Linked DNA regions of Homo sapiens: region 2 is linked to region 1. The links are chromatin contacts, found by Hi-C or POLR2A ChIA-PET in ENCODE. All regions are on one chromosome and are shown on one strand. The core of a region is the stretch at or near the end of the contact, and the rest is flanking DNA. Distances in the headings are between cores, read along the strand shown.

The links. Hi-C counts contacts between places; a loop is a spot of excess contacts on that map. ChIA-PET counts read pairs that join two places held with the same protein, here RNA polymerase II (POLR2A). Pooled maps may share reads with other maps.
Region 2: a loop to region 1 is called in a pooled map, with 2.2 times the contacts of the local background. The contact joins two enhancer-like sites. A Hi-C loop is called at or near these places in 2 of 50 pooled maps. POLR2A ChIA-PET finds 5 or more read pairs at or near these places in 2 of 52 experiments (WTC11 and activated CD4-positive, alpha-beta T cell).

The regions. Positions count from the first base shown.
Region 1 is chr9:89,811,267-89,818,555 of GRCh38, reverse strand. It overlaps LOC101927823 (a long non-coding RNA gene), which reads right to left and starts at 713. Exons shown (of 2, transcript NR_188443.1): 1 at 632-713. RefSeq lists enhancers at 2,345-2,444, 2,495-2,604. Within about 2 kb of position 3,986, at least 3 of the 41 ENCODE cell types and tissues checked have a DNase peak (open chromatin) inside an H3K27ac peak, as active enhancers do.
Region 2 is chr9:91,709,517-91,716,805 of GRCh38, reverse strand. No RefSeq gene overlaps it. Among named protein-coding and RNA genes, the nearest start is that of MIR3910-2, 77 kb to the right of the region's middle. RefSeq lists a silencer at 2,130-2,179. Within about 2 kb of position 2,390, at least 11 of the 41 ENCODE cell types and tissues checked have a DNase peak (open chromatin) inside an H3K27ac peak, as active enhancers do.

The DNA.
Region 1 (7,289 bases), core at 2,737-5,236:
GCTAACTCAGTGAAACCCCATCTCTACTAAAAATAAAAAAAATTAAAAAATTAGCCGGGCGTGGTGGCAGGCGCCTACAGTCCCAGCTACTCGGGAGGCTGAGGCAGGAGAATCGCTTGAACCTGGGAGGCAGAGGTTGCAGTGAGGGGAGATCATGCCACTGCACTCCAGCCTGGGCAAGAGAGCGAGACTCCGTCTCAAAAACAAACAAACAAACAAAAAATAGATTCTCATCACATAACGTGAAGACTTATCTCTCTTGATGTTGACTGTCCGCCATGACTTATCTCTGTTGATGTTGACCTTCATCTTCTGGGTGAGGAAGTTGGTTAACCTATGAAATTTACTAAAGCATAGTCTCCCAATTTGATCAATCCTATCTAAGAGCAGAAGAGAAGAGCAGCAGTCTTCTTAGAGTCCCATCTATGTCTAAATCCCATGGCAGTCTAAACATATGAAAACCAGGAAAGGCCTTCTAGGAGGCGTGGCCAGGTGTTCCTGGAGGTTGAAAAGGGCTGTGGATTTGCAGGTCCATCTTCATCTGAAGGGTTGCTAGAGAATCTATATTTTGGAGAAATTGTAAAAACTAAGTTCTAGAGATATAGTGAAAAAAAATTAGAAATTCAACTACCAGCTCTATGCAAGACATTTCAGGCTTTTCCACTATTAGTCTTGATTTCTTCTTGTGATTCAAAACCACATTTCTGATGTCTGCAGGCAGCCGACACTGGGACGGCCCACCCTCGTCTCAGGCACGTGTTCCACCCTGGCCTCAAAGTTGGCTCCAGGCCCACCGGCCAGCCACCCCTCCCCTGTGTCATCCCTCTAGGTTCTTGCTCAGGAAAAGCCTGTTATCTCTAAAGCCAGTTCCTCCTCCTTCCTTCTGTTTCCACATTAAGCTCTGGCCTTGATTTCTTTGGAAGGTATTCCCAGATCACCCTCCCTCTGCATTCCCAAGCATCATCAAGGCCACCCCTGCCAGACTGCATGCTTTTAAAGCCTTGCTCTGATAAGCCCCCAATGCTCCTGGCAGACCCCACCTCCTGTGTGCCTGCCATGTCGCTTTCAGGGACCTCTGCTGTGTGCCACCATCAAGTCGAGCATTACGTACGCACAAACCCAGTGTCCACTCTGAATGGCGTCTCCCCAGACTCCCCTCCCGGGCACCCTGTCCAGAAAGCCTGGCATCCTGATTGCTGCCACCTCTGCCCACAGCACGTTTTGGCCCACGTGACTGCTTGCTGATGATGATCCTCCTGTCTGCTCTGTTTTTCCTCCTCCCTGCTCCCCTTATTTAAGCTTCCTAGCCTGCAGGGCCCAGCTTGGATTTCAGCCTAGGCATCTTCCCATTCCTGGAAGCCTAACACAGTTTCACCCAAGCTCAGAATTTGGTAGTAGGGGCCTTTAAATGCCATTCTTTTGACATAAGGTTGTGCTTACATTTCATGATGGACAAGGAAGGGAGATATTTTTATTACCCTGTTTTACAGGAGAGGAAACTGAGGGTCAGAGTGGTTCAGTGACTTGCTCAAGGGGCACCTCAGAAGCTGTGGATTAAGTATTCCAACCCCGATCTCTGAGCTTGTATGCTCATAACTTTTCATCAACCTAGTGTTTGTGCCTACAGTTCCCTGGGGGTCGTAGTAGAAGAAAGAAGCTGGAAGGGAGGCAGGCCACCCTTTGCGCCACGCTCCCAACCTTGCCTGTCTGTTTAATGTTGGCCTTTCATGATGTTGTTTGAACAGAGACAAGCTTAAAAGCTATGGCTGTGGGCCCTGCTACTGAATGATGTGGGGGTCGGGACCACATCTCTCTCCTAATCTCAAAGTGCAAAGCACTGCCCAGAGCACAAAGTGGGTACCACGTACCTGCTCATAGGGTTGTCATTTAAGCTGAAAATTGGGCAGAGAAAGGATGACATTCTCAGGAACTCACACCTAAAAACCTCGTCAGTGATATGTAGTGGTTTTCAACATGCCCCGAACTCCCTGGCTCTCACTCATGAGAGGTGCAGTCTATCTCCCTGCTGCTCCTTGCATCTGGGCTCCATGACTTGTCTACAAATAGAACATGGTGAGGGCGGGGCACCATGCCAATTTCTGAGCAGGTCCAGACTTTAGGAAAGAACAGCTTCCACATCCTGTCTCCTAGATGTGCTCTTGGAGCCCAGTTTCATGCTGAGGGGAAGCCACAGCTCCCACCAATCCCACCACAGAGAGCAGCAGCTTGCTCGCACCATCCTGGAAGTGGATCTGCCCATCCCGTCTAGTGGACACAGCAGGCAAGGGGCTAGCAGGGAGAGCTGTTCAGGCTGAGTCCTGCCCAAGCTGCAGATTCCTGGGCAAAATAACTGATTAATATTGTTTTAAGCCACTAAAGTTTGGGGTGGTTTGTCACATGGCCATAGATCATCAGAGCAGATGTCACTGGCAACAGAACAGAGAAGTGAGAGGAAAGAAAGGCCGGGGAATTTCCAGCTGTGTCGCTCAGCTCGGCTGCCAGACTCATCACCAGGGACTGGGTGGCTTCGACGGCAGGCAGTCACTTCTCACAGTGCAGGAGGCCGGGGGGCCAGGGTGGGTACCAGCAGATCTGGTGTGTGGTGGGGAGTGGCTTCCTAGCTTGGAGACGGCCATCTCCTCCCAATGCCCCTCTGTACCTGTCTATGACCAAATCTCCCCTTCTTACAGGCAGTCCAGCCAGATTGGCTTACAGCCCACTCTAACAGTCTTGTTTTAACTCAGTTACCTCTGCTAAGACCCTATGTCCAAATAGGGTCACATCCTGAGGTGCTGGAGGTTAGGACTTCAGCAGATCCTTTCTGAGAGGGCACTGTTCGGCCTGTACCACTGGGATGGATGAGGAGTGAGAGCAGCTTTTAGCACTCTCATATGAACGCATAAATAGAGCGCCTCCTAATGTGGCAGGTGCCCCTCTAGGGAGGAGATTTACGAGCTCAGCTTGGCTTGTTTTCTAGAGCCACCTCTCTGAGGGCAGAACCTGCAGCTCACACAGGCCTGGGATCTCCATGGACACGAAGGTGCCCAAGACTGTGACCTCCCTGAGAAGAAACAGGCCCTGCCACTTACCCTGTTGGCATTCTGACATCACAAGACAGCTGACCATTTTATTGAGCACTTAATACACAGTACCTGCTGCAGTGGCTTTACATAGATGCCTGTGTAATCCTTGCAGCAACACTGGACAGAGGGATGAGATTTGATGCCCGTTCTGCCAGCAGGGAGACAGGCACAGTAGGATCCTCTGGCTAATGAGGGACAGGGCCAGGCTGCAAGCCCAGAGGCAGTACAGCTTAGAGACCCTGCCCTTAGCAGCCACACGGTGCTGCCCATGGGGCCTGAGAATGTGCATTTCTAACAATGCTGATATTCCTGATCCAGGGACCCCAGTTAGAACCAGTTGTAACCCCCCATTAAAGTCTCCTTTCTCCATTCTCTCACGTTCAGGACGTTGTTCTTAAATGTCACAACAAGGAAAGCAGGGAAAGCGGACTTTAGGTAAGTCAGCCTCTCTCCAACGCAGTGCTCCCAGGCCATGTCTCCTGGTGGCCGGATGGATGGCTTCCGTGGACACAGGAGCACTCATAGTGAATAATGGCCCCGGCAGAGCAGCGGCTTCCTGAGACTGATGATCTCATCAGCCCAGACATGAAGGGCTGCCCCAGCTTTCCAGGAACTGCTCTTTTCTGCTCACATAAAAATAGCCATTTCTCATAAACTATTTAGTGGGGCTCGGATCACATCAGGAACCATTAGTGAAATGGGAGCTTTGTTGTTGGTTAGAGGAAGTAGATGGAAGGGAAGAATCAAAGCCAAAGTCACATTTCCCTCATTATATTTCAGGGAAAGGAGACATATTAGCTCTTGATCAGCCAGTGTGAACTAAGAGCCCAGCTGGGAGCAGAGAGGATGAGCTGAGTGCAGGGCTGTCTTCTGCCCCTAGCTGGCTGGCACCAGGCTGCAGGCGGGGACTGGAGTGCACAGTACTCCATTCCCCATCACCCCATCAGGCTGAGACCAGCCTGTTCTCTGCCTTCCCTCTGAAATTCTACATTGCAAGCAGGTGATTCTCTGCTCAGTTTAGTCTGGCTGTGGTATCGCCAGAACACCAGTGAGTTTCCCATTTCTACATCCTGTCCTACACGGTGTTCTAAAAGCACTCTGAAAAAAAAAAAAAAAAAAAAAAAAAAAAAGCCTGATCCTCAGCATCGGATTTGCAAGGGGAGCTCCCTAGAAGCTCTAGGACTTACAGCATTGTGTGCTTGCAAATTTGGAAGGTTTTTTAGAAATTAAATGTGGACACATAAATTGCATCAACAGGCTGTGTGTGTGTGCATGCACACACCTCTTACGTGGCTTCTTTTGAAAGGGTTTTCAAGCATTCTTTCCAAATGTTAATGCTGCTATGTCCACTACGCCCAGGCCCCAGCATTCAGGTTTAAAAAATGGATTTCCACTGTTTTATTTGCTTATTTAGACAGGCTTTTTTGTTTCACACTCACACTATGCATGAGCGCCTCTTAAATATAAAAATTTAGTCCACCTCAATCTTTCCCTTTTTTTTTTTCAGGCCCCCAGGAAACAATGTTGCTGAGATCATCCAGGACTCAAATCAGGTAAGGGGTAAAAGGACTCTCAACTCTCCATCTAAAATACATCTAAACTTCATTAGGTGATAATATTTGAGGCTTCTTCCAAGAACTTCAAGCTAATCTTAGGTGTCATCAGAGAATGTGGACATCTTTGCTGAGATGTGAAATGTATGCAAGCCCTTAAACCCACAGTGGTTCCTGCCACATGGTACCACGCTGTTCACTAAGTCTGCGGCAGCCTCCCCTGTAAAGCTGGTGCCTGCTATCAGGTGCTGTGGCAGTTCAAGGAGAGGACCAGCCCTTGTGCACCATCACATCCTGATGCATTAACGCAGGTGGTAGTTCTGCCTTTTGATCTCAAGTCCAAGCAGGAAGGAGGCGTGAGGGCCATGCCTCTCAATGGCGGAGAATACTGAGTGTATTCTTTAGGGTCCACCAGAGAAACAGAACCAGTGGGTGTGTAAACACAGGGAAAGAAGAGCTGGGTCACATGAGTAGGAAGGCTGACACTTCCCCAGATCTGCTGTTTTCAAGGTGGAAATCCCTTCAAACTTCCAGACTGAAGTCTGGCAAGCTTGAGACTCAAGAAATTGATGTTCAGTTTGAGTCCGAAGACAGGGGAAGATCCACGTCTCAGATCATGCAGTCAGGTGGATATTCCCTCTTACTCAGCCATTTTGCTCTCTTTAGGATCTCTGTGAGCTGGATGAGGTCTCGTCCTTGGGGAGGCCCCCTGCTTTACTAAGTCCACCAATTCAAATGCCAGTGTCATCCAGAAACACCCTACGCACATGCCCAGAATAATGTTTGGCTAAATATCTGGGTACCCTGTGGCCCAGCCAAGTTGAAACACGAAATTAACCATCATACAAGGTATGTGAGAGGTCACGGGATGCCCCCAGATGCAATGCCCTGGGCAGGGCTGGGGGGTTCACTGGGCGTCTGAGTGGCAGCAGGATCTACAGGTGGTATACACTCTGCTAAGGGAGCAGCTTCACCTGTCAAAGCTCCTGGCCCCAGGCAGTTCCCAGGAGCTGCAGCCATACCGCCATGGTCACCTTACCCCGGCACAGCCACGTGCATTCAAACTTTCCAGACCATTCCCTCAAGACTGCCCTGGAGCTTGTGTGACCAGGTACTGCTCTGAGCTGTGTTTCCACCTGATGTAGCTGTGGTTCAAGGCAGTGTTGGCTCGTGGGGCTCAGCCACACCTTGGAGGTCAGAGGTCAGCTCCACCAGCCACCTGGCCACCTGCCATCCACATGCCAGGGTAGTTGTACCCCCGTAACCCACACGCTCAGCAGCCACTTCTCCAAATGTGCCAGTCTTAATGGAACACAAAACACTGATGGCCTGGATTGGGCTTGGGAGACTTCTCTGTGACTCTGCATAAATGTATTCCAGCCTCTTACAAGATTTGGAAGGCTTGAGGTTCAAAACATTTTCTCCCTAGTTCTTTCTCAGCACTAACTTTTCAGGGCCCTTCCCTACATTTCACCTGGACCCTGAGGAAGTCAGCACCCCAGGCCAAGTGAGGCTTCAACCTCCTGTCCAGTTGTGGAGCAGAATGTACCCCACAAAAGGGACATCCGTATCTGGAAGGTTCCGTGGCTTCCCCGGGCTTGAGAAGCTTCATCTCCAGTGGAGATGGTTGAGAGAGGTAGTGAGGGGCTTCTTTCAGGCTTTGTGTGCAGAGAAAGCCTCTCATCCACCAAGATGAACGTTCAGACGGGTTACACCATCTGCAGCAAGCCTGTTGCAAGAAAGCATCCGTCTGGCTCCTGCAGCGCACATAGCAGTCTGCATAGTGAGCCTGGGTGCAGGTGGGCATGGGGGCTGCGGTGCTGAGCCCAGCCTCCATTCCCCCCTACAGCTGGGCTCCTGGAGGTGGGGGCACCGTCCTCCCGCACAGCAGAGTCACAGGATGTGTGTTTGATTTCTACCCCCTGTTATCTGAAGGGTTTTATGTCTACTTTCTCTGTGGGTGTTTCTTCTCAGCATTAGAGACAAAAAGCAAAAGTAGCCACACCTCATGGCTGGAAAGAGACAGAGATTGTCAAGCCTGGCCCAGGGCTCCCCACCTGGGACTCCACAGGTTCCCCATCCCCGGCCCTCCTCCCCACCCCACCATCTCTTCTTCATTCTACCTTCTCCACCCCCATCCCCTCCTCCTCCCCACCCCAGCTCACCTCCCCTACCTCCCCCTCTCTTTGCTCCCAGCCCTCCTCCCTGGCCCCAATTCCCCTATCCCACCCTGCACCTGGAGAGGAAGGTGGCTCTGTGCCCACACCTCATACCTGGGGAGGGGATCCCTGGCTGTTGCCAGGCCAGCCTTGCCCGCACTCTGGAAAGGGGCAATCCAGCATGTTCTCTGCAGCTGCCTGGACATATCTGCTATCTGTGGTCCATTACCCTGGTGACAGGGCCACCCAGCTTCTGCAGTGACGGCCCCTGACTACCCTCCCACATGAAGCCCTCTTCCCCTGCCAGGGCTGCAGCTCCCTCGAAGCCTAGAACTGTCCATCCCCATGTCTGTACTTCCAGCCCCCAGACCTGAAACCAACCTTGAAGTTCCTCCCCTGCTCAGCTCCTCCTCACTGCTGGCCACCATCCCAGGGGCACCAGCCACTTTCTTGAGGCCAAACCCCTGTGCTGCCACCCCTAACTTCACCTTTTG
Region 2 (7,289 bases), core at 1,141-3,640, 1.9 Mb before region 1:
CTCAACTCAAGTCCAGCTGGCTTCGCCTCTCAATAATTTACTTGCGTAAAATTCACTCATTCTAGGTGTCAATTCAGTGATTTTTTAGTCCATTTGCAGAGTGTGCAGCCTTCTCCCCAGTCTAATTTCAGAGCATTTCCATTATCCTGCAAGGGTCCCTCATGCTTGTCAGCCCCAGGCAACCTGTTCTGCTTCCTGTCTCTATGGATTTGCCTTTTCTGGACATTTCATATTAATGGAACCATAGAATATGTAGTATTTGCCTCTGGCTTCTTTCACTGAGCAGAAAGTTTTCAAGTTTCATCCATGGTGTACAGAGCGAGACTCCATCTCAAAAAAAAAAGTCCTTTTTTTTTGCTGCATAGTATTCCATTGTAAAGATATACCACACTGTTCATCCATTCATCCATCCATGGACATTTGAATTTTTCTAGTTTGGGGCTATTGTGAATAATGTTACTGTGAACATTTGCATACATTCATGTGTGGACATATGTTTTCACTTCTCTTGGGTCGATTCCTAGGAGTGAAATCACTGAGTCGTATAGTAAATCGTTGATTTTTGTTTTTGAAACAGGGTCTCACTCTCTCACCCAGGCTGGAGTGCAGTGGTGCAAACACAGCTCTCTGTACCCTCAATCTCCTGTGCTCAAGGGATCTTCCTGCTTCAGCCTCCTGAGTAGCTGGCACTACGGGCCCATGCCACCATGCCTGGCTAATTTTTTTTTTTTTTTTTTTTTTGTGGAGATGGGATTTCACCATGTTGCCCAGGCTCATCTCAAATTGCTAAGCTCAAGGAATTCTCCCACCTCTGCCTCCCAAAGTGCTGGGATTACAGGCATGGGCCACCACACCCGGCATTTGTTATCTTTTTAAGAAACTTCCAAACTATTTTCCATAGTGGCTGCACCATTTCACCTTCCCACCAGCAATGAATGAGGCCTCCAGTTTCTTCACATCCTCACCAGCACTGGTTATTATCTGCCTTATGTACTGTATATATAGCCATCTCAGTGGGTGTGGAATGAGAGCCATGTACTTTTAAGAATATCTGAGGAAAACATTACTTAGATGAAAGGATTGCAGTCACAGAGAAAGTTCTATGAATAGTTTATGAATTCTCATCAAATGCCCTTCATTTATTTATTTGTCCACACAGCCATTCAACAAATGCTTCTTGGGCACAGGCTGGGTTCAGTGGTGAACAAGCTGGGGAACACCATCCCTACTCTCTGGAGGCAGGTTATTAAACAGGAAATACTGTAAAAAACAAAACAAAACAAAACAAAAAACAAAAACAAAAAACAGAATAGGTCTTCCTGAGAAAGCAGTATTTGCTGAGTGATGCCTCAGCCAGAGCGCAGCTGTGGCAGCTGATGAGGCCCACGCTCATAGCATTAGATAAAGGGCGAAAGCCTGCCGCCTCCATCGTGGGCACACCAGGACATCTGGTACCTGCGTTCCTCTGCAGCTTGTGATTCCCAGTGGCTGCACTCTTTCTTTGGAGGCAGAGCTCTTCCTTCACCTGAAGACTCTATCTTTCCTCAGTCGCAGAGCCCAAGACCCCCACGGTTCTGCCAAGACCCTCATAGTTCTGCCTGGGAACTTGGGTTGGGAAAAAAAAAATCACTAACCTACATTTCATTCAGAACTGCGATGTAGCATTTCCCTTATTATACACATAGGGAAAAAACCCAGAGACGTATTGCTATTATGGGTGGCTGGTCGCCACTAAACACTGGTTATTTTCATGTCACTTTGCAGTTGTGGCCGATACTAGAAATTCTATTTCGCTCATCACTGCTTGACAATAACACACATTATTGGGCCCGCTGCAAAATCTTGTTATTGAGTTAATACAGAAGCACACAAATGATAACACATCCCAATGTTATTTTTTAAATATTTTGATAATTTTAATATTAGATGTTATCTTTGAAGTTTGTGTTTTATTTTTTGTGTTATGAAATTATACCCTGAGAAGAGACCCAAGTCCAAATGGGTCCAAGGTGCAGAAAAGGTTAGGGGCCCTGGAATGACCTGTCTTCCTCTGGGACCACTCCCCCGCATGCTGGAACCCCCGGGCGGGCGCGGGTCCTTAGCTCAGGTCCTCCCTTCATACGCTCGCTACGGCTCCGCCTCCTCCTGGCCTCGGGCGTGCTCCAGACCTCCCCGCAGGCGCCTCCCCGCCCACCCCTGGCTCCTCGCCCTACCCAGTTGGGTCCGGCGAGAGGGAGGGGTCCGGCGAGAGGGAGGGGTCCGGCGAGAGGGAGGGGTCCGGCGAGAGGGAGGGGTCCGGCGAGAGGGAGGGAGGTCTCTCTATCGACCTACAGTTCTCATTCTGTTTTGCCAAGTGTACGCCAAGAAGGACATGGCGCCGCGTAAAAGCAGGAACGACGTCTCCTGGGCTGAACAGGAGCACAAACTGTTCTGAAAGGGTTTTTTTTTTTTTTTTTTTCGGAGTAAATGTTGATTCGCTGCTGTTCTTGCTTGGGAGCTGGTGCCTGTCTGCTGTGCTCGCGGGCTCTGAATTTTTAATTTTAAAATTAAAAATATTTAAATTTTAATTTAACTTTAAAATTGAAGTTTAATTTTTTAAAAAATATTTTTTAATTTCAAAAATTTAATTTTTTTATAATTTCAGGTAAATTTTCTTCAAGTTTTAATAACGCAGTAAGAGTAAACTTCTAGTTACCTAAAATAGTTTTCAATGTGAACTTCATTCGCTTAACATAAATGTTACGTTTCTCTCCTACAAAATACAATTGACCATGTTCACAAGGGTTCTCTTTCTTTTTTCCCTAAAAGTAATTTTAGTTCACAGCCAGAAAAAGGTCCTTCAGTTTAAGAAGGGGGGGGGGGGGTAGCATAAATACCAGTCCCTGGACAAATGTGTGTGTCGAGGTACGTGAAAGCCACAGATGGAGAAAGTCAGTCCCCACCTGCGAAGGTGGCATCGTGGGAGGTGAGGTCCCTAAGGCAGGGTTTCTCCCTCTTGTGTTCACTGCTGGTCCCCAGCACAGAGAGGCGCTCCATAAATAATTGTTCCCACACACAGATACACACTCATATACACATATACTATACACACACCACGTTCCATACACACTACACATATTCATATATAAGAGCTGCTCTCTGCTGGCACGGAGGTCCATGGACGGGGTGGGAGGAGACTCACGTGTTGTGGGGGCTCCCTCTCTAAGGCAAGTGGTCCCATAAAAGCGAGCAACGCTTTTCTTTTTTAATTTCAGGTAAATTTTCTTCGAGTTTTAGTTATTATGCAGTAAGAGTAAACTTCTAGTTACCTAAAATAGTTTTCAATGTGAACTTCATTAGTTTAACATAACTGTTACATTTCTTTCCTACAAGATACAATTGACCATGTTTACAAGGGAAAGTGATCTGGTAAAAGCTGGCTTTATTATGTGGGTTCTATAAATATGCAAACTCATTGCACATGTAGTGTTCCCTTTTAACAAATTGTATTAACTTGATTATCCCTTCGGGATTTTTTTTTTTTTTTTTTGCTGAAATAACCTAGTCTATATAAAAACCCAATCTCTTCCTTGTATGTGCAAGAAAACTAAAGTGCTTATTAGGAAAGCTGCGTGTTTAATATACTGTGGCCAACACGATTATTTGGAACAGCATTTTTTGGTTAAATTGTGGGTGAAATGCTCTATCCCAAATGCAGACATGCGGTATTAGAGACTAGACCACAGAAATCCCGATGGTCAAACTGATCCGATGTGAGATTATTAGATTAACCTGGACCACAGATGGAGATCTCAGTCTGCTGGAGGCCTGGTGCTATTCTGGGCACAGGGATGGGGCAGAGAACCAAACAGACACATGAAGGGAAGGGAAGTACATTCTACAGGGTTGGGAAGCTCAGTTCCCTGAGGAAAACGCAGCTGGTGAGGGGGATTCCTTGGCCTGAGTGGGTAGTTTAAAGAGTCTGGTCGGAAAGCCTTTCCACTAGTCATCAACTGTGCCTCTAAAAATCACTGTAACTAAGAATCATCTAAAAAGGTGTCTGCACCTGAACCCGGTGATGGCTTCTTCATCCTCTTTAACTGCAAACAAAAATGTGCAGGCTACAGCAGCACAGGCAGCTTATTTGCCAAGAGAGTGTAACATAAAACTGAGAAAGTCACTCTCATTATTTAAAAAAAAAATGCATCTCTGAAAACTGTAACTTCCCAGTTAGTGAAGTTAGGATCTCAGGATCATAGAAAGCGGGAAAAATGACTGGTGGTGAGTCATTTGGATTTGTATGGGAGACAAGAAGCCACTCTTAATCCACATGATTAGCCACACCGGAACCCTTAATTGTCCTTCAAGCAGAAATGAAGGAACTGGGAGAAATGCCACTAGAAAATGAATTCTAATTAATTCATTCATCCAGATCCTTCTCTCTTTTCCCTAAAAATAATTCTAGTCACAGCCAGAAAAAAGGGCAGGAAAGCAGTTTAAAGTGGGGGGTGTAAATACCAATCGGTGGAGAAACCTGCGTGTTGAGGCATTCTCAGAGTGAAAGCCACAAATGGAGGAAGTTGGTCCCCAACTGCGAATGGCATCATGGGAGGTGACGTCCCCAGAGCAGGGTTTCCCCCTCTCTTGTGTTCACTGCTGGTGAAGAGCGTAGGTGCTCCATAAATAATTGTCCCCACACACATACACAGATACTCATACACATACACCACACACACAATTTCACACACACCACACATACCACACACACACCCATACACATACACCACACACACACCCCACACACATTCCACACATACCCATACACATACACACCACACACATTCCACACAGACACCACACATACCACACACACACCCATACACATACACCACACACACAACCCACACATATTCCACACATACCCATACACATACACACCACACATACACATACACCACACACACCCACACCCACACACACGTTCCACACACACCACACACACTCATACACACACACCACACATACACCACACACACCACACACTCATACACACTGCACACACCCACACCCCCACACACATTCCACACACACCACACACACTTACACACCACACACACCTTCAGCACCATACAGACTCATACACACATACACCACACACAGACACGTATTCTGCAAACACCACACACATTCACACACACACCATATACACATTCACATGCACACTTATACACACACACCACACACACCACACACATCTTGCACACACCACACACATACACACCACATCAACCCACACCACACACACACTACACACACACACCTCATATACCAGAGACACATACATAACATATACACACCACACATTTCACACATACCATACACACCGCTCACATATCACACACGCCACATACACATCACAGATAACACACACACCTTGCACACCTCGCACACAAATTACACACACACACCACACATACAGCACACACATGTGCACACACACAAACACTCCAGAAACACCACACATCACATACACAACTCACACACCATCCACACATACACCACACACCTCACACAACCTCACACATACCACAAACACCACACACACACCTCACATACCACACACATACACCACACACATCACACACCACACACCGCAAACATGCACCACACACACACCTCACATACTACACACATCACACACACCATACACATACACTCCACACACATATCACATACATACACTCCACAAACACCAAACACACACCTCACACACACACACCACACACAAACACATACACACCATACACACCTCACACAAAAACACACATCACACAAACATACATATATACATACATTCCACACACAAACCAAACACATCATATACACAAATGCACATACACAGCACATATACCACACACACACAAACCACACAACACACACACACCAGACAAACCCTACACACACCACCCACACATCACACACCACACACCACACACACACAGACACACGCACACAAGTTTCTCTTCTACCCCAAGGAGTGCAATTATTTGTTCACTGGTTTTCTTTCTAAAAATCCTCATTGTGAATTTCTGGTAAATAAAATTCTCCACCTCTAAATTTTTTAGCATTTAGGCTGTTTCTAAACTGTTGCTCTTCTAATGTCATAGTGAACATTCTTGTGCACCAAACATTAACCTGCCACCTTACCTGACTTAGCCGAGTGTGGGCTCGATGGTTGCAGTTACCATCTTTGTGTGTTCTTGCGGTGCCAGCGTGATCCTATCTGCTTTTCTTGTTCTCTGCGTCTTACCTTTATTTACCTTTGTTTTGATTTGTTTTTTGATACTGTTTTGCTTTTCTCGAACTCAAGTTGATTTTCTTCTCACAATCTATGTCCACAGATGGAAGTCAGGGGAACAAAGTTTCGTGTTTCACCGGAAGCCCCTCCTTTCTCCCCCTAACTTGGCTTCAAGTGCAGCCAAGTAATAAAGCCCTCACACAAGGCTTTGTGGTCACAGGTCTTGGTGACCGTGCGCATGAATTCACATGTGCAGAAGAAAAGTAAAACACTTTTCCTGCACTTCCCTCCTACCATGAAGTTAAATTATTGAACTTTTGAAGGCGACTTCTCTTACACCAAGTAAAAATGTCTGCATTAGTTTTCATTTGGATTAAAAAGTAGGACACCAATACTGATACGGGATGAAATGGGGTGCATGTTGGGTGCTGGTGCTCTGTCAGAAGTTAATCCTTCCGTGAGTTCCACTGCCAAATGCCAGGTGACCATCTGCCAAAGCCAGACACTAGAGTGGTGAGGACACGTTTCAATCAGAATCAGTAACTTTTTTTTTTTTTTTTTTCGAGACAGAGTCTTACTCTGTCGCCCAGGCCAGGCTGGAATGCAGTGACACAATCTTGGCTCACTGCAACCTCCGCCTCCTAGGTTCAAGGGATTCTCCAGCCTCAGCCTCCCAAGTAGCTGGGATTACAGGTGTACGCCACCACACCCAGCTAATTTTTGAATTTTTAGTAGAGACGGGGTTTCACCATGTTGGCCAGGCTGGTCTCAAACACCTGACCTCAGGTGATCCACCTGCCTCGGCCTCCCAGAGTGCTGGGATTACAGGCATGAGCCACCGCACCCGGCCTCAATTAGTAACTATTGGTAATAGGAGAAAATCCAGCATGAACGCATCAATCTGAACAGAAGTGACCAGGCATTTTAAAGGGAGGATGAGGGACTAGGGAGTGGGTGAGTAGGGGCTCAGTGGAGCCAGGGAAGTAAAAAATTACAGAGAGCTGGGAAGGCG